2 separate regions of the Homo sapiens genome follow, and region 2 is linked to region 1. Evidence: chromatin loops called from intact Hi-C (ENCODE). Cell type or tissue: PC-3. All regions are shown on one strand. Links, peaks and the distances in the headings refer to the core of each region. The heading gives the core; the rest is flanking DNA. Region 1 has its middle 39 kb from the start of LINC01357. Region 2 holds the start of LOC105378911 (a long non-coding RNA gene).

What was found. Hi-C counts contacts between places; a loop is a spot of excess contacts. Peaks named below come from ENCODE experiments on the same cell type or tissue, not always from the same donor. Only the 100,000 strongest peaks of a DNase experiment are listed, where the experiment ranks them.
Region 2: a loop joins it to region 1, with 13 times the contacts of the local background. A loop is called at or near these places in 9 of 110 quality-filtered maps.

What each region holds. Positions count from the first base shown.
Region 1 is chr1:112,805,677-112,815,332 of GRCh38, forward strand. No RefSeq gene overlaps it. Among named protein-coding and RNA genes, the nearest start is that of LINC01357, 39 kb to the right of the region's middle. RefSeq lists enhancers at 3,477-3,998, 3,714-3,993. In PC-3, for the core only: a CTCF peak has its summit at 3,720 (motif pointing right); a DNase peak (open chromatin) is centred at 3,715.
Region 2 is chr1:112,865,652-112,873,651 of GRCh38, forward strand. The region is part of intron 1 of LINC01357 (long intergenic non-protein coding RNA 1357); the gene reads left to right. It overlaps LOC105378911 (a long non-coding RNA gene), which reads right to left and starts at 2,733. Exons shown (of 3, transcript XR_001738192.2): 1 at 2,637-2,733. RefSeq lists silencers at 1-102, 3,696-3,990 and an enhancer at 170-679. In PC-3, for the core only: a CTCF peak has its summit at 3,224 (motif pointing left); DNase peaks (open chromatin) are centred at 670 and 3,920; H3K27ac peaks cover 2,982 bases.

The sequences.
Region 1 (9,656 bases), core at 1-8,000:
CAATGACCAGAGTCCTAGTGGGGGTGCTCTGGCCCCTCCACATTCATTTTCTCTGCCTATTCTGAGAGGAGGTTCAGGCTGGAGGTCTGGTGGGGAGGTGGTGAGCACAGGAGGTGCACAAAGGGACAAAAGGCTCTTGCCTTAAATGCCCACAATTAGAACCAGCTCCTTTCTATTCCCACCATGCAAGGGCCCTAATTAAAATTTAAACTCATGTTTCCTTTTTTTCTTTTTAAAGTTTCCATGGTAGGTAATTAACTTTTCCTTTCTGCGAGTGAGCAACTAATTAATGCTCTGTTCATAAGGACGGCGATCAGAGCACTGCGACTTGCCTGGGAGTTTGTTTCTTTCATTTATTTCCACCTTCCAAAAGAACTGGCTTGGTGAAAGTGGGGGCAGAGAAAGGAAAGAAGCTCTGCCAACATCTGTTGTGTGCAGCAGGGTGCTGACAAAGTCCTTACAACATGAAATCCTTACCATGAGGAGGGCATACAGGGTCTTCCCTGGACCAACAGAAGCAGCCGGGTGCAAAAGTGTTCCTGTCTAAGTGAGCCTTCCTCAGGAGGGGCCAGCTGAATACTTCCCTGGGGAACAAAAGCACCTGTGGCTGAACTGCACTGGCATCATGGGTGTGAGGGCCCTCCCACTGCCAGCCTCTGTGCCTTCCTCTCCCAGGCCCCTGGGTTCACCTCCTGGCCACACAAGCCTCAGGGAGAGGATACGGATTAACAGTGTTTGTACAAATTGCAGGGACAAGGGAACATTTCCCCTTCGTCCTTTGAAGTTTTGCTGAAAATCACTGACAAGAGGCAGATTAGTGAGAGAAAAAGTAGACAAACAGATTTAATGTGTACATGGCAGACTTCAGAATAAAGACCCAAAAGATACAGAGGAAATTGTCCATTTTTATGCTGAGGTTCAACAAAGTATGGACAGCTATGTAGAAATGTGACTGGACAGGCTGGGCACGGTGGCTCACACCTGTAATCCCAGCACTTTGGGAGGCCAGGTTGGTGGATCACCTGAGGTCGGGAGTTCAAGACTGGGCCTGACCAACATGGAGAAACCCCGTCTCTACTAAAAATACAAAATTAGCTGGGCATGGTGGCACATGCCTGCAATCCCAGCTACTCCAGAGGCTGAGGCAGGAGAATCCCTTGAACCCGGGAGGCGGAGGTGGCAGTGAGCCGAGATTGCGCCATTGCACTCCAGCCTGGGAAACAAGAGCTAAACTCCATCTCAAAAAAAAAAAAAAAAAAAAAAAAGCCAGGCATGGTAGCTCATTCCTGTAAGCCCAGCACTTTGGGAGGCCAAGGCAGGCGGATCACCTGAGGTCAGGAGTTCGAGACCAGCCTGACCAACATGGAGAAACCCCATCTCTACTGAAAATACAACATTAGCCGGGTGTGGTGGTACATGCCTGTAATCCCAGCTACTCAGGAGGCTGAGACAGGAGACTTGCTTGAACCCAGGAGGCGGAGGTTGCAGTGAGCCGAGACTGCACTATTGCACTCCAGCCTGGGCAATGAGTGAAACTCTGTCTCAGGAAAAAAAAAAAAAAAAAGTATGATTGGACAAAAAGAGTACGATCTAACGCTAACAGACTGAGTGGGGAATCCCAGCAGGGCCGGTCTGTCTAGATTCTTCTTGGCCTCTCAGAGCACGCATTCCTGCATTCCTTCCTTCTGAATGTGGGGCAGGACCCTCTCTGGAATGGGGGTCTTATAACCCATAGTCAAACAAGGCAGGTCAGGTAATTTCTTTATGACCAGTTTTTACACAGAAAGGCAGAGGCAAAGTTAGATTAATGATTTTTGGTTTTATGGCTGGCTTTGGGGAAAAGGTGCTGGTTTCAATGACTTGGTGGGGAAGAGGGATTCTATGGCTAGCCTTGGGGAGAAAAGGATTGAGAGACAAGAGAATGGATAAATAAAGAATGCTGAGGTCACCCAGAAAGAAGAAAGGCAAGAAGCAGCTACCAGAGTTGGGGAATAAGAGGGAAGCATTTTATAGAAGCTTGGAGAGTGAATGAGGGTGCCCTGAGCAAGTGGGGCTCAGACCCCTGACTCATGGAGCCAATCAATTCTATAAAGATCCAAATGCAAAACTAACAACAAATGTTGTTTCGACATATGTACCGATGTGGCAAAATTTTTAAAAAGCAAGGGAACGATAAACACAAATTTAAATGGCAATTACCTCTTCCACAGGGAGGCAGAGGGGTGGAGGAAAAGGCACATATAGGACGATGCAAGTTATATGATTTCTAGTTCTCGTGAGTGATGGGCTCATGGGTGTTGATCGTATTTTGTTTTATAAGTAACATTTAAAAATATGTTTTGTGGTATCTCCTTTCTGAAAAGGACCCCAATGTTTCCTCCCTCCTAGAATTCATATTCCCTCTCACATCGTACCAGGGTTGGCCTGTGTCAGCAATAGAATATGGCAGAGGTGATAGTATGTCACTTCCAAAATTAGGTTCTAAAAGACACCATGGCTTCTATTTTGGTTTCTCTTGCCTGCTGTCTCTTGGCATATTCGCTCTGGGGCAAGCCAGCTGCTATGTTCCTAGCAGCCTACCGGGAGGGCCCAGTGGCAAGAAATTAAGTCTGCCAAGGACAGCTGTGTGAGTGATCTTGGAAGTGAATCCTTCCCAGCCTTCAGATGACTGCAGTCCTGACCAACATCTTTTTGTTTGTTTGTTTGTTTGTTTGTTTGTTTGTTTGTTTGTTTTGAGATGGAGTTTCGCTGTTGTTGCCCAGGCTGGAGTGCAATGGCGTGATCTCGGCTCACTGCAAACTCTGCCTCCTGGGTTCAAGTGATTCTCCTGCCTCAGCCTCCCGAGTAGCTGGGATTACAGGCATGCACCACCACGCCTGACTAATTTTGTATTTTTAGTAGAGACGGGGTTTCTCCATGTTGGTCAGGCTGGTCTTGAACTCCCAACCTCAGGTGATCCGCCCGCCTCAGACTCCAAAGTGCTGGGATTACAGGTGTGAGCCACCACGCCCGGCCCTGACCAACATCTTGACTGAAACTCACGAGACACTGAGCCACAACCTTCCAACTAAGCTGTTCCTGGATTTCTGACCCTAGGAAACTGTGTGAGGTAATAGATGTTTGCTATTTTAAGTCAAGACATTTTGGGGATAATTTGATACATAAGATTAAATAATTAATACATAATTATTTGATATGCATAGAATATTGAACTTTAAAATATGAGTGGGGGTCTAGGGTGTGGTGGCTTAACACCTGTAATCCCAGCACTTTGGGAGGCCGAGGTGAGAAGATTGCTTGAGGCTAGGAACTTGAGACCAGCCTGGGCAACATAGCGAGACTCTAACTCTACAAAAAAAATTTAAAAATTTTAAGATATTAGCCTGGCATGCTGGTGCACACCTGTAGTCCCAGCTACTCAGGAGACTGAAGTGGAGGATTGCTTGAGCCCAGGAGTTCCAGGCTACAGAGAGCTATGATTGTACCACTGTATTCCAGCCTGGGTCACAGAGAGACTATGTCTCAATCAATCAATCAATAATGAAAACAGTGAGAGGTAAAAGAAAAAAGAGAATCTAGGTTTGAGGGAGGCCAGCTGGAAGTAATATGAGTGGTGCCCTGACATGCAGGGAGTGGGCAGCCTGGAGGAGGGATGAGTGGGTGCCCAAAGGGAGCCGGGATCCTGCCAAGAGACTGCAGGGCCTCTCTGCCCACACGAGGGCGCCCCACATTGCCGTATCTGGGCTAGGGGATGGGAAATGAAGACCAAGAAAAGGCCTTCTGGGGAGGGAATGTCCTGTGTGCCCACACACTGGCCCCTCTCTCCAGGTTTCTTGAAGGTCAGCGTGAGGTCCCTCTGGCAACTGGAGACAGAGCCGGTTTTCAAGCCCTGAGAATGCATGCCTCTGCAAGTCAAGGCTGTCTCCTCTGCAGGGTAGCATGTGTTATGGTTGATTGTGAGTGGTGGCAGTGAGGGTGTGAGTGGGTAACTGTCAGGCCTCTGAGCCCAAGCTAAGCCATCATATCCCCTGTGACCTGCACTTACACTTCCAGATGGCCAGTTCCTGCCTTAACTGATCACATTCCACCACAAAAGAAGTGAAAATGGCCTGTTCCTGCCTTTGCTGATGACATTACCTTGTGAAATTCCTTCTCCTGGCTCATCCTGGCTCAAAAGCTCCCCTGCTGAGCACCTTGTGACCCCCCCGCCCCTGCCCACCAGAGAACAACCCCCTTTGACTGTAATTTTCCTTTACCTACCCAAATCCTATAAAACAGCCCCACCCCTATCTCCCTTCGCTGACTCTCCTTTCGGACTCAGCCCACCTGCACCCAGGTGAAATAAACAGCCTTGTTGCTCACACAAATCCTGTTTGGTGGTCTCTTCACACGGACGTGAGTGAAATTTTGGTGCCGTGACTCGGATTGGGGGACCTCCCTTGGGAGATCAATCCCCTGTCCTCCTGCTCTTTGCTCCGTGAGAAAGATCCACCTACGACCTCGGGTCCTCAGACCGATCAACCCAAGGAACATCTCACCAATTTTAAATTGGGTAAGCGGCCTCTCTTTACTCTCTTCTCCAACCTCTCACTGTCCCTCAATCTCTTTCTCCTTTCAATCTTGGCGCCACCCTTCAATCTCTCCCTTCTCTTAATTTCAATTCCTTTCATTTTCTGATAGAGACAAAGGAGACACATTTTATCTGTGGACCCAAAACTCTGGCGCCGGTCACGGACTCGGGAAGGCAGCCTTCCCTTGGTGTTTAATCACTGCAGGGACACCTCTCTGATTATTCACCCACATTTCACTGGTGTCTGATCACCGTGGGGACGCCTGCCTTGGTCATTCACCCACATTCCCTTGGTGGCAAGTCAGTTGCGGGGACTCCTGCTTTGGCTGCTCCCCCATGTTGCAGCCCAGGGCTGCTCCCCACCTCCCTTCTCTGTGTCTTTACCCTTCTCTTTAAACTTACCTCCTTCACCATGGGCAACCTTCCGCCCTCCATTCCCCCTTCTTCTCCCTTAGCCTGTGTTCTCAAGAACTTAAAACCTCTTCAACTCTCGCCTGACCTAAAACTTAAACGCCTTATTTTCTTCTGCAACACTGCTTGGCCCCAATACAAACTCGAAAATGGTTCTAAATGTCCAGAAAATGGCACTTTTGATTTCTCCATCCTACGAGACCTAGATAATTTTTGTCAAAAAATGGGCAAATGGTCTGAAGTGCCTGACGTCCAGGCATTCTTTTACACATTGTTCTCTCCCTAGTCTCTGTTCCCAATGCGACTCATCCGAAATCCTCCTTCTTTCCCTCTCGCCTGTGCTCTCAGTCCCAACTCCAAGCGTCGCCGAGTCTTTCTTTCTTTTCTACAGACCCATCTGACCTCTCCCCTCCTCCCCAGGCTGCTCCTCACCAGGCTGAGCTAGGTCCCAATTCTTCTTTAGCCTCTGCTCCCCCACCCTATAATCCTTTTATCACCTCCCCTCCTCACACCCGGTCCGGCTTACAGTTTCGTTCCTCGACTAGACCTCCCCCACCTGCCCAGCAATTTCCTCATAAAAAGTTGGCTGGAGCTAAAGGCATAGTCAAGGTTAATAATGCTCCTTTTTCTTTATCCGATCTATCCCAAATCAGTTAGCGTTTAGGCTCTTTTTCATCGAATATAAAAACCCAGCTCAGTTCATGGCTCGCTTGGCAGCAACCCTGAGATGCTTTACAGCCCTAGACCCTGAAAGGTCAAAAGGCCGTCTTATTCTCAAAATACATTTTATTACCCAATCCACTCCCGGCATTAAATAAAACTCCAAAAATTAAATTCCAGCCCTCAAACCCCACGACAGGACTTAATTAACCTCGCCTTCAAGGTGTGTAATAATAGAGTAAAGGCAGCTAAGTAGCAATGTATTTCTGAGTTGCAATTCCTTGCCTCCACTGTGAGACAAACCCCAGCCACATCTCCAGCACACAAGAACTCCAAACGCCCGAACGGCAGCTGCCAGGGGTTCCTCCAGAACCTCCTCCCCCAGGAGCTTGCTACAAGTGCCGGAAATCTGGCCACTCGGCCAAGGAAAGCCCACAGCCCGGAATTCCTCCTAAGCTGTGTCCCATCTGTGCGGGACCCCACTGGAAATTGGACTGTCCAACTTGCCCGGCAGCCACTCCCAGAGCCCCTGGAACTCTGGCCCAAGGCTCTCTGACTCCTTCCCAGATCTTCTCGGCTTAGCGGCTGAAGACTGACGCTGACCGATCACCTCAGAAGCCTACAGGATGATCACAGAAGCTTTAGGTAACTCTCATAGTGGAGGATGGACTTAAGAAGTCCGTCCCCTTCTTAATCAATACGGAGGCTACCCACTCCATATTACCTTCTTTTCAAGGGCCTGTTTCCCTTGACTCCATAACTGTTGTGGGTATTGAATGCCAGGCTTCTAAACATCTTAAAACTCCCCAACTCTGGTGCCAACTTAGACAATATTATTTTAAGCACTTCTTTTTAGTTATCCTCACCTGCCCAGTTCCCTTATTAGGTTGAGACATTTTAACTAAATTACCTGCTTCCCTGACTATTCCTGGGCTACAGCCACACCTCATTGCCGCCTTTTCCCCCAGTTCAAAGCCTCCTTCACATCCTCCCCTTGTATCTCCCCACCTCAATCCATAGGTATAAGACACCTTTACTCCCTCCTTGGTGACCGATTACGCACCCCTTACCATCCCATTAAAACCTAATCACCCTTACCCCACTCAATGCCAATATCCGATCCCACAGCCCACTTTAAAAAGATTAAAGCCTGTTATCACTTGCCTGTTACGGCACGGCCTTTTAAACTCTCCTTACAATTACCCCATTTTACCTGTCCAAAAACTGGACAAGTCTTACAGGTTAGTTCAGGGTCTACGCCTTATCAACCAAATTGTTTTGCCTATCCACCCCGTGGTGCCAAACCCATATACTCTCCTATCCTCAATACCTCCCTCCACAACCCATTATTCTGTTCCAGATCTCAAACATGCTTTCTTTACTATTCCTTTGCACCCTTCATCCCAGCCTCTCTTTGCTTTCACTTGGACTGACCCTGACACCCATCAGACTCAGCAAATTACCTGGGCTGTACTGCCTCAAGGCTTCACAGAGAGCACCCCCCCCCCATTACTTCAGTCAAGCCCAAATTTCTTCCCCATCTGTTACCTATCTCGGCATAATTCTCACAAAAACACATGTGTTCTCCCTGCTGATCGTGTCCGACTAATCTCCCAAATCTCAATCCCTTCTACAAAACAACTCCTTTCCTTGCTAGGCATGGTTAGTGCAGTCAGAATTCTTACACAAGAGCCGGGACCGTGCCCTGTAGCTTTCTGTCCAAACAACTTGACCTTACTGTTTTACCCTAGCCCTCATGTCTGCGTGCAGCGGCTGCCACTGCTTTAATACTTTTAGAGGCCGTAAAAATCACATACTATGCTCAATTCACTCTCTACAGTTCTCATAACTTCCAAAATCTATTTTCTTCCTCACACCTGATGGGTATACTTTCTGCTCCCTGGCTTCTTCAGCTGTACTCACTCTTTGTTGAGTCTCCCACAATTACCATTGTTCCTGGCCCGGACTTAATCTGGCTTCCCACATTATTCCTGATATTACGCCTGACCCCCATGACTGTATCACTCTGATCCACCTGACATTCACCCCATTTCCCCATATTTCCTTCTTTCCTGTTCCTCACCCTGATCACGCTTGGTTTATTGATGGCAGTTCCACCAGGCCTAATCGCCACTCACCAGCAAAGGCAGGCTATGCTGTAGTACAAGCCGCTAGCCCGCCTCTCAGAACCTCTCATTTCCTTTCCATCATGGAAATCTATCCTCAAGGAAATCACTTCTCAGTGTTCCAGCTGCTATTCTACTACTCCTCAGGGATTATTCAGGACCCCCGCCCCTGCCCCCCGCTTCCCTACACATCAAGCTTGGGGATTTGCCCTCTCCCAGGACTGGCAAATTGACTTTACTCACATGCTCCGAGTCAGGAAACTAAAATACCTCTTGGTCTGGGTAGACACTTTCACTGGATGGGTAGAGGCCTTTCCCACAGGGTCTGAGAAGGTCACCACAGTCATTTCTTCTCTTCTGTCAGACATAATTCCTCGGTTTAGCCTTCCCACCTCTATACAGTCTGATAATGGACAGGCCTTTATTAGTCAAATCACCCAAGCAGTTTCTCAGGCTCTTGGTATTCAGTGAACTGATGGTCTTTTTAAAACACATCTCACAAAGCTCAGCTACAAACTTAAAAAGGACTTGACAATACTTTTACCACTTTCCCTTCTCAGAATTCGGGCCTGTCCTCGGAATGCTACAAGTTACAGCCCATTTGAGCTTCTGTAATAGACTCTCGTTTTATTAGGCCCCAGTCTCATTCCAGACACCAGACCAACTTGAACTGCGCCCCAAAAAACTTGTCATCCCTACTGTCTTCTGTCTAGTCATACTCCTATTCACCATTATCAACTACTCATAAATGCCCTGCTCTTGTTTACAGTGCCTGTTTACACTGTTTCTCCAAGCCATCACAGCTGATATCTCCTGGTGCTATCCCCAAAGCGCCACTCTTTTTTTTTTTTTTGAGATAGAGTCTCGCTCTGTCACCCAGGCTGGAGTGCAGTGGCGCGATCTCAGCTCACTGCAAGCTCTGCCTCCCGGGTTCATGCCATTCTCCTGCCTCAGCCTCCCGAGTAGCTGGGACTACAGGCACATGCCACCACGCCCGGCTAATTTTTTGTATTTTTAGTAGAGATGGGGTTTCACTGCATTAGCCAGGATGGTCTCGATCTCCTGACCTCGTGATCCGCCTGCCTCAGCCTCCCAAAGTGCTGGGATTACAGGCCACTCCCACTTAAAGTAAATAAATAATCTTTGCTGGCAGGGCTATGCTAAACCTCCTTGGGCACTCTCTAATTGGATGTCCTGGGTCCTCCCAATTCTTAGCCCTTTAATACCGGTTTTTCTCCTTCTCTTATTCGGACCTTGTGTCTTCCATTTAGTTTTTCAATTCATACAAAACCACATCCAGGCCATCACCAATCATTCTATATGACAATGTTTCTTCTCACAACCCCACAATATCACCCCTTACCACAAAATCTTCCTTCAGCTTAATCTCTCCCACTCTAGGTTCCCACGCCACCCCCACTCCCGCTCAAAGCAGCCCTGAGAAACATCGACGATTATCTCTCCATACCACGCCCACCAAAATTTTTGCTGCCCCAACACTTCAACACTATTTTATGTTATTTTTCTTATTAATATAAGAAGACAGGAATGTCAGGCCTCTGAGCCCAGGCTAAGCCATCATATCCCCTATGACCTGCACGTACACATCCAGATGGCCGGTTCCTGCCTTAACTGATGACATTCCACCACAAAAGAAGTGAAAATGGCCAGTCCCTGCCTTAACTGATGACATTACCTTGTGACCCCCCACTCCTGCACACCAGAGAACAACCCCCTTTGACTGTAATTTTCCTTTACCTACCCAAATTCTATAAAATAGCCCCACCCCTATCTCCCTTCGCTGACTCTCTTTTTGGACTCAGCCCGCCTGCACCCAGGTGAAATAAACAGCCTTGTTGCTCACACAAAGCCTGTTTGGTGGACGCAAG
Region 2 (8,000 bases), core at 1-8,000, 60 kb after region 1:
GTTTGAGTGCAATGACTTGAGCTCGGCTCACTGCAACCTCCACCTCCCGGGTTCAAACGATTCTCCTGTATCTGCCCCCCAAGTAGCTGGGATTAAGTCACCTTCCACCACACCCAGCTAATTTTTGTATTTTTTAGTAGAGACAGGGTTTCACCATGTTGGCCAGGCTGGTCTTGAACTCCTGACCTCAGGTTATCTTCCCGCCTCGGCCTCCCAAAGTGCTGGGATTACAGGTGTCAGCCACTGCGCCCGGCCATTTTTTTTGTTAATTTTTAAGACATGATTAGAGCCAAAGAAGAGTTGGTGTAGAGATCAAGGTTTGGACAAGGGTGAGGCAAGTGAGGCTTTCATTCTCAAGGACCCATCTTGCGCTTATATGATCTTGAGAGTGTGTGCCTCCTAAAATTTTATGTTTCCTCACCTGAAGGTAATCCTGCCCCTTATGGGACTCAGAACATGACACCCCAAAATATGGCACCTTGGCAATTAAGAAAACTAAAGAAGCAAGATCACGTTGACCTCCCCCCGCTTTCTCATGCACAGTGCTTTCATAAAGGAATTATTTAACCTACCTCACCTGAAAGCAGGACATAAGACCCTCATTCCAGGCTGGCCCAGCCCCATACTCAGAGAAAAGGAATGCTACTCAGCAGAAAGGAATGCTACTCAGAGTGGCCAAGAACAATCTGAACAAACAGATCTTGTCATATTTCCCCTACTTCCCCTACCCCAGTTTATTACCATTAGATCATACCCTTTGTCCAGTCATGTTCTCCACAATCATCTACTTCTTTCAGCAGACTTAGCATTTAAAAAAACACAATTTTCCCTGGGTCTTTGGGTCTTCATTTCTGAAGGCTCTTATGTCTTATAAAACCTTGTTAAATTTGTTATGCTTTCCTCTTATTAATCTGCGTTTTGTTATGGGGTGTCATCTGTGAACCTAGCAATGGGTGAGGAAGACAATACTTTTTTCTCTCCTATGCCCTGATGGGGAACTCTCTAGACAGACAAATGAATAGCTGAGGCTTCTCATCACCCATATACCCACATTCTCTCTCTCTTTTTTTTTTTTTTTTTAAACAGAGTCTCCTTCTGTTGCCCAGGCTGGAGTACAGCCTGGGCTCACTGGATCCTCTGCCTCCTGGGTTCAAGTGATTCTCCTGCCTCAGTCTCTCAAGTAGGTGGGACTACAGGTGCATGCCACCAGGCCCGACTAATTTTTGTATTTTTAGTAGAGACGGGGTTTCACCATGATGGCCAGGTTGGCCTCGAACTCCTGACCTCAAGTGATCCTCCCACCTTAGCCTCCCAAAGTGCTAGGATTACAGGCGTGAGCCACCATGCCCGGCTGCACACTCTCTTACCTTTCCCACACCTTGAAATTTCCCTCACTGCCCACCCTAAATACAGTACCATGAGACGCAAATCTTAGATTAGATTTCAAAGGAAGGGCAGTGTCACTTAGTTCCACTAAGGCCTACCTGTATCCTCTGTGGCCTAGACTGGAGGTGGATATGGGGAGACTGATTTCCAAGATAGACATAGCTCTGTTATCTTCACTCCCTGAGTCCAAGCCCAGCTGAATACCTAAGTGGCTTCTCATTCTTTTTTTTTTTTTTTTTGAGACGGAGTCTTGCCCTGTCGCCCAGGCTGGAGTGCAGTGTCATGATCTTGGCTCACTGCAACCTCTGCCTCCCAGGTTCAAGCAATTCTCCTGCCTCAGCCTCTTGAGTAGCTGGGATTACAGGTATGTGCCACCCCACCTGGCTAATTTTTGTATTTTTAGTAGAGACAGGGTTTCACCATGTTGGCCGGGATGGTCTCGATCTCCTGACCTCGTGATCCACCTGTCTCGGCCTCCCAAAGTGCTGGGATTACAGATGTGAGCCACCACGCCCAGCCGTGGCTTCTCATTCTTATCCTTAGAGATTGCTGGCATCCCCGGCCTCTTACCACTCTTCCCATCCTTCCATCAGCTTAGACCACTCAAGTGCTTTCACTGCAAGTTCCCTTTATTGTCATCACTAGGCAGCTGCATTTTGATCTCAGAGCTAATAGATGAATCCACTTTCTTCAATATGGCCACTCTCTCAGCTGGGGTCTTCTTCCCTAATCTGTGTGTGTGTGTGTGTGTGTGTGTGTGTGTGTGTGTGTGTGTGTGTTTTGTTGGGTTTTTTTTTGAGACAAAGTCTCACTCTCTTGTCCAAGCTGGAGTGCAGTGGCACCATCTCAGCTCACTGCAACCTCCACTTCCCGGGTTCAAGCAATTCTCCTGCCTCAGCCTCCCAAGTAGCTGGGACTACAGGCACGCGCCACCACGCCCAGCTAATTTTTTTTTGTATTTTTAGTAGACACAGGGTTTCACTATGTTGACCATGCTGGTCTTGAACTCCTGACCTCCTGATCCGCCCACCTCAGCCTCCCAAAGTGCTGGGATTACTGGCGTGAGCCACCCTGCCCGGCCCTGAAATAAAAAAAAATAATTTTTTTTTTTTAAAAAGAGTTTGAGGCCTTGTGTACCTTGAGTTAAAGAGGCCTCTAAAGGAGAACCTGGGGGATTCCAAATCTGACAGCTACAATTTTGCACAAAGCCTTACTCAATGTTCTCCACTCATCACCCCCTTTCTTTTTACCTGCTTCCCTTGTCTTCTGCTCTTCTCCTCTCCTGGCGAGTTGGTGTTGGTTGTTGTCAGGAAGCCTCAGCTCCTCACAATGGGAACTCCCCAGAGGGCTCCTTGAATGTCCTCATGACATGGCGCCTAACTCCCACCAGAATGAGAGATCCAGGAGACAGTGAGAGGGAAGCCACCAAGCCTTTAGGTCCTAATCTCTAAAGTCACTGTAGGGGAGAAAATTAGCATCTTTATCTAGTATCACCCTAGGTTTGTGGCAGAGATCCCTATAACAAAATATTAAATACAAGAGAAAAGCATACAAATTTATTTAATAAGTTTTACATCATATGAGAGACTTAATAAGGAAATGAAGACCCAAAGAAACAGAAAAAAAACGGTATTTTTATGCTTAGGTTCGTGTAGAGTGGACTATCATACAGTATGATTGGACAAAAGTGGGTATGATCTAATAGAATGAGACCACCACTTCTCCTGTTGTCCTTCCCAGCTTCTCCCCAACCTCCCCTTTTCCCTAGTTTATAAGACAGGAGAAAAGGGAGAAAGCAAAAAGTTGGAAAGAAACAGAAATAAGATAAATAACTAGACGACCTTGGCGCCACCACCTGGCCCTGGTGGTTAAAAGAATAATAATAATAATAATAATATTAACCCCTGACCAAAACTACTAGTGTTATCTGTAAATTCCAGACATTGTATGTGAAAGCACTGTAAAACTTTTTGTTCTGTTAGCTGATGTATGTAGCCCCTAGTCACGTTCCTCACACTTACTTGATCTATTACGACCTTTTCACGTGGACCCCTTAGAGTTGTAAGCCCTTAAAAGGGCTAGGAATTTCTTTTTTGGGGAGCTCAGCTCTTAAGACGCGAGTCTGCTGACACTCCCAGCCCAATAAAAACCTCTTCCTTCTTTAATCCGGTGTCCTAGGAGTTTTGTCTGCGACTTGTCCTGCTACAGTAATGGTAACAAACTGGAGAGAACTTAACAAGGCCTGTTTATTCACAGCTTCTTGGCATCTCTGCGTCTTCATTCTTTTCTTCTGGGTATAGGAAGGAGGCCCTGCAAATAGGGTCTTATGACCTTATTTTGTAAGAAGGTCAGAGAATTCTTTTAGGGCCTGCTTCATGGGAGAAAGTCAGGGGAAGGTCAGAGAGACCTTCCCTGTTAAACCTTCCCCATAGTGTTAACAATAATTACATGCCAGGCTTTAGATAAAAGTATAGATTAAGCATTAGTCAGGTTGTCCTATGACTCATTTCCCTATAGCCTCTTATGGACCATGTAGGCCAGGACATAAACCATGAATTTACTTATTGTTCTTGTAGATAGGAACTTTGACTTTAGGAGCCTTACAACTTTTCATTTGAGATGTTTTTCAGAACTAACGCCAATGAGTCCAAAGACCACACCAAGGAACCAAGTCGGTCTGAGAATGCAGTTTCTTCAGCTGGGCGCGGTAGCTCACGCCTGTAATCCCAACACTTTGGGAGGCCAAGGCGGGCAGATCATGAGGTCAGGAGTTCGATACCAGCCTGGCCAACATGGTGAAACCCCGTCTCCCCTAAAAATACAAAAATTAGCTGGGCGTGGTGGTGTGCACTTGTAATCCCAGCTACTGGGGAGGCTGAGGCAGGAGAACGGCTTGAACCCAGGAGGCAGAGGTTGCAGTGAGCTAAGATCGTGTCACTGCACTCCAGCCTGGGTGACAAACAAGAATCTGTCTCAAAAAAAAAAAAATGCAGTTTCTTCACCTCCATCCTATGACATCACCCTTCACTCTTTGAACAATCGACACCTTGGCCCACTACTCGTCCAAACCCCTTAAGGTCTCTAGACCCAAACTCTTTGAAGAGGTGGTTTTGAGGTTTCTTCTCATCTCATTTGGTGGCCTTACAATTAAACCTCTTTCTCTGCTGCAACCTGGAGTCTTGGTGCATTGACTTTCTGCATATCAGGCAACACACCCAGCACAATCACCCCTGCACATGCTGTTTGTCCATTCAGTTCTTCAGCTTGAATTCTTTTTTTTTGAGATGGAGTTTCACTCTTGTTGCCCAGGCTGGAGTGCAATGGTGTGATCTTGGCTCACCGCAACCTCTGTCTACCGAGTTCAAGTGTTCTCCTGCTTCAGCCTCCTGCGTAGCTGGGATTACCGGCATGCGCCACCACGCTCAGCTAATTTTGTATTTTTAGTAGAGACGGTGTTTCTCCATGTTGGTCAGGCTGGTCTTGAACTCCCGACCTCAGGTGATCCACCCGCCTCAGCCTCCCAAAGTGCTGGGATTATAGGCGTGAGCCACCATGCCCAGCCGAATTATTTCACATGTCAAGGCACCATATTTTAGGGTAGTGCATCCTGCACTCCATCTGGAACACATGCCACATCCCTTCTGCTACATTCTACTGGTCAAAGCATCCCTTTTGCTACATGCCACTAGTCAAAGCAAGTTACAAAAGCAGGCCAGATCCAAAGGTTGAGGAAACAGAACCCCACCTCTGAGAAGCAGCAAATAATTTGTGACCATGTTTAATCTACCATAAAGAATTTGGCCAGGATCAGAGATGGTTGCCCACACTTTTGTCCTTTCTCTTACTGAACTGGAGTTTTGAAGAGGCCATCACGCGGTCTACCCCCTTTAGAAGGAGATCTGCAAAAGCTTTAAATGTTTGCCCTGAGCTCTCAGTTTCTCTGGTTTTTCCTTTTCCCATCTCTCTCTCTCTCTCTCTCTCTCTGAGCCCCACCCCACTTTCCCTGCTGCCCCATCCTCTGTAATTCAGCTACAGCCAAGCTGTAGCTTTTCCTGTCTAGCCCTACCCAACTCAGGGACCCATTCTTCTCCCCATTTCAAGCCCCATAGGCCTCCTCAACTCTCCCTGGAAAGGAGAAACCGGCTCAAAGTGAGTTGAGTGGAGAATTGGGAAAGCTCTTTGAGACTTCTGGAGTTCCCAGTAGCAAAAGGAAACAGGATAACAAAACAGGGTGAAACCTGAATGATGGCATGGAGGGGCTGGTGGGGGTGCTCACAAGAGGTAGGATGGAAAAGAACTGAAAACAGAAAGTTGCCCTTACCTTCCCGGACTTGAGGGACCTGTGACTCTAGGCAATTGAGGGTAGTTGTCTTGCCAAGGTGATAGCATGTAATAGCCCATAATTACCCATAATGACTTCATGAGGCTCAGCCTAGGTGGGAGCCCAGGCATTTCAAGATAATGTCTTTTCTTCCCTTTGTATTCTGAGTGTGTTAGCTCCCTGCATGGATTGAAAGGTGCTTATTAACACAAGTGCCCTTGTTAATTAGGTTGGTTCTGACTTACGTGCTACTTATTAGATACTCAAGTCAATATGGATAAGTGTCCTGCTTCTGGGCCAGGGACAGAGAAAAAGCCAGAAAACCCACTTCTCCTCAAAAGGTGTCTCTGGTGTCCAGAAAGGACAGAGGATGCTTCATTTTTATGGTGCTGGGATGAGCTGAGGGAAGGGGAGAAGCAGGAGGCAAACCCTGGTGGGGGCGCTGCTGGAAGGAGACAGCTCACAGGACACCACCACCACAAGCTGAGCCTCCACTTTCCCATCTGTGATGTGGGGTTTAGAACCAGAGTATTGGCATGAGAAAGGATTAGAGATGAATGCCCACTTTTGTCCTTGTAAGAAAAAATTGTGGAACTTTGAAATTAAGTAGGAGTCCTGGCCTAAATAGTTCATCCTTCTAGATTATCTCTTTCTTTATCTCTTCCTAGTTTGTCTTTTTTTTTTTTTTTTTTTTTTTTTTTTTTGAGACGGAGTCTCACTCTTGTCGCCCAGGCTGGAGTGCAATGGCGTGATCTCGGCTCACCACAACCTCTGCCTCCCAAGTTCAAGCGATTCTCCTGCCTCAGCCTCCCAAGTAGCTGGGATTACAGGCGCCTGCCACCATGCCCAGCAAATTTTTGTATTTTTAGTAGAGACGGGGTTTCACCATGTTGGCTAGGCTGGTATCAAACTCCCGACCTCGAGTGATCTGCCCACCTTGGCCTCCCAAAGTGCTGGGATTACAGGCGTGAGCCACCACACCCGGCCCCTAGCTTTTCTTTGATTAGGATATTTTACCACTCTGTAGAGATAACAGTTGACTTGTAAAAATCTGGTAGTAAGACAGTTTCCTTCTAAAGAAATGCAAATTGCATCAATTGTACAGTGAAATGCAGTTGATTCTATTCCTTTGGTATGATAGGGTTCACGACATACTACTCCAAAATGTGGCACCTCGGCATTCGAGAAAACAAGAGAAGCTGGGAGGTTTCTCTGGCCTTCTCCCACTGTTCTCCCACTGTTCTCCCCTGAGGCAGGCCATAAAACTGAATTGAACTTCTCCTGAAGTAGGTCATAAGGCCCTCATTTCAGAGGGGTTCTCTCTATATCTGGAGAAAAGGAATAAAGACACAGAGATGCCAAGAAGAATCTGAACAAACAGGCCTTGCTAAGTTCCCCCAGTTCCCTCCCGCTCCTGTCTCTGACTCCTCTGCCTTTCCCAGAACACAGGGAGAGGCTTTCTCTGAAGTTCCCTTATCTGACCAAGGGAAGTTTCTTCAGAAGGAATGCAGTTGTCTTGGGCCCTCTCCCTACAATCTCATTAAACAGAGAAGATTAACTCACAGGAAAGGAGACTGGAGTTGACACCAAACCCAGAGCCCAGACGAACTTTGTGACACGATATTGCCTGTTCTTTGGGCCCATTCATTCCCCCTAAGAATCGTTTACTCTTTCTCTAAAATTGCCTAGAGCCCCCACCTCCCTTACTGCTATGAAGAGGGCATTTAAGCTTCAGCTATCTGGCCCTTTGAGTTTACTTTGTGTGACTCTCATTTGTGTAACTCTCTTGCACTTGCATATTAATGAATTCATCAGCCTTTTCTCCTGTTAATCTGCCTGTTGTCCATTTATTTCAGCAGATGCTATTATCAAACTTTCAGAGGGGAAGTGTAAACTTTCCTGCAATACACTTTTGGCTTTTGATCATACTTCTGCATGACTGCCCATAAAAATACACAGATTTTTCAGTTCTTTTGGGTCTTTGTTTCTGAAGGCTCCTGTGTTAAATAAAATTTAAACTTTGGTTAAATAAAACTTTGGTTAAATAAAGATGTATGTTTTTATCTTGCTGATCTGTCTTTTGTTATAGGGGTCACTGCCATGAACCTTGCAAAGATTAGGGAAAAGATAATACTTTATCACACATAAATATTGACCAGTTTTTTCAGTTCTTCGAGTTTTGCATCCACTTGTAAATGCATCTCAACATTCTTTATCTGACTCTAAACTTGATAGTTTTCTTTAAAATGGACTATAATATTCAAATTATATTAATGAGGGTTTCCTTATTAAT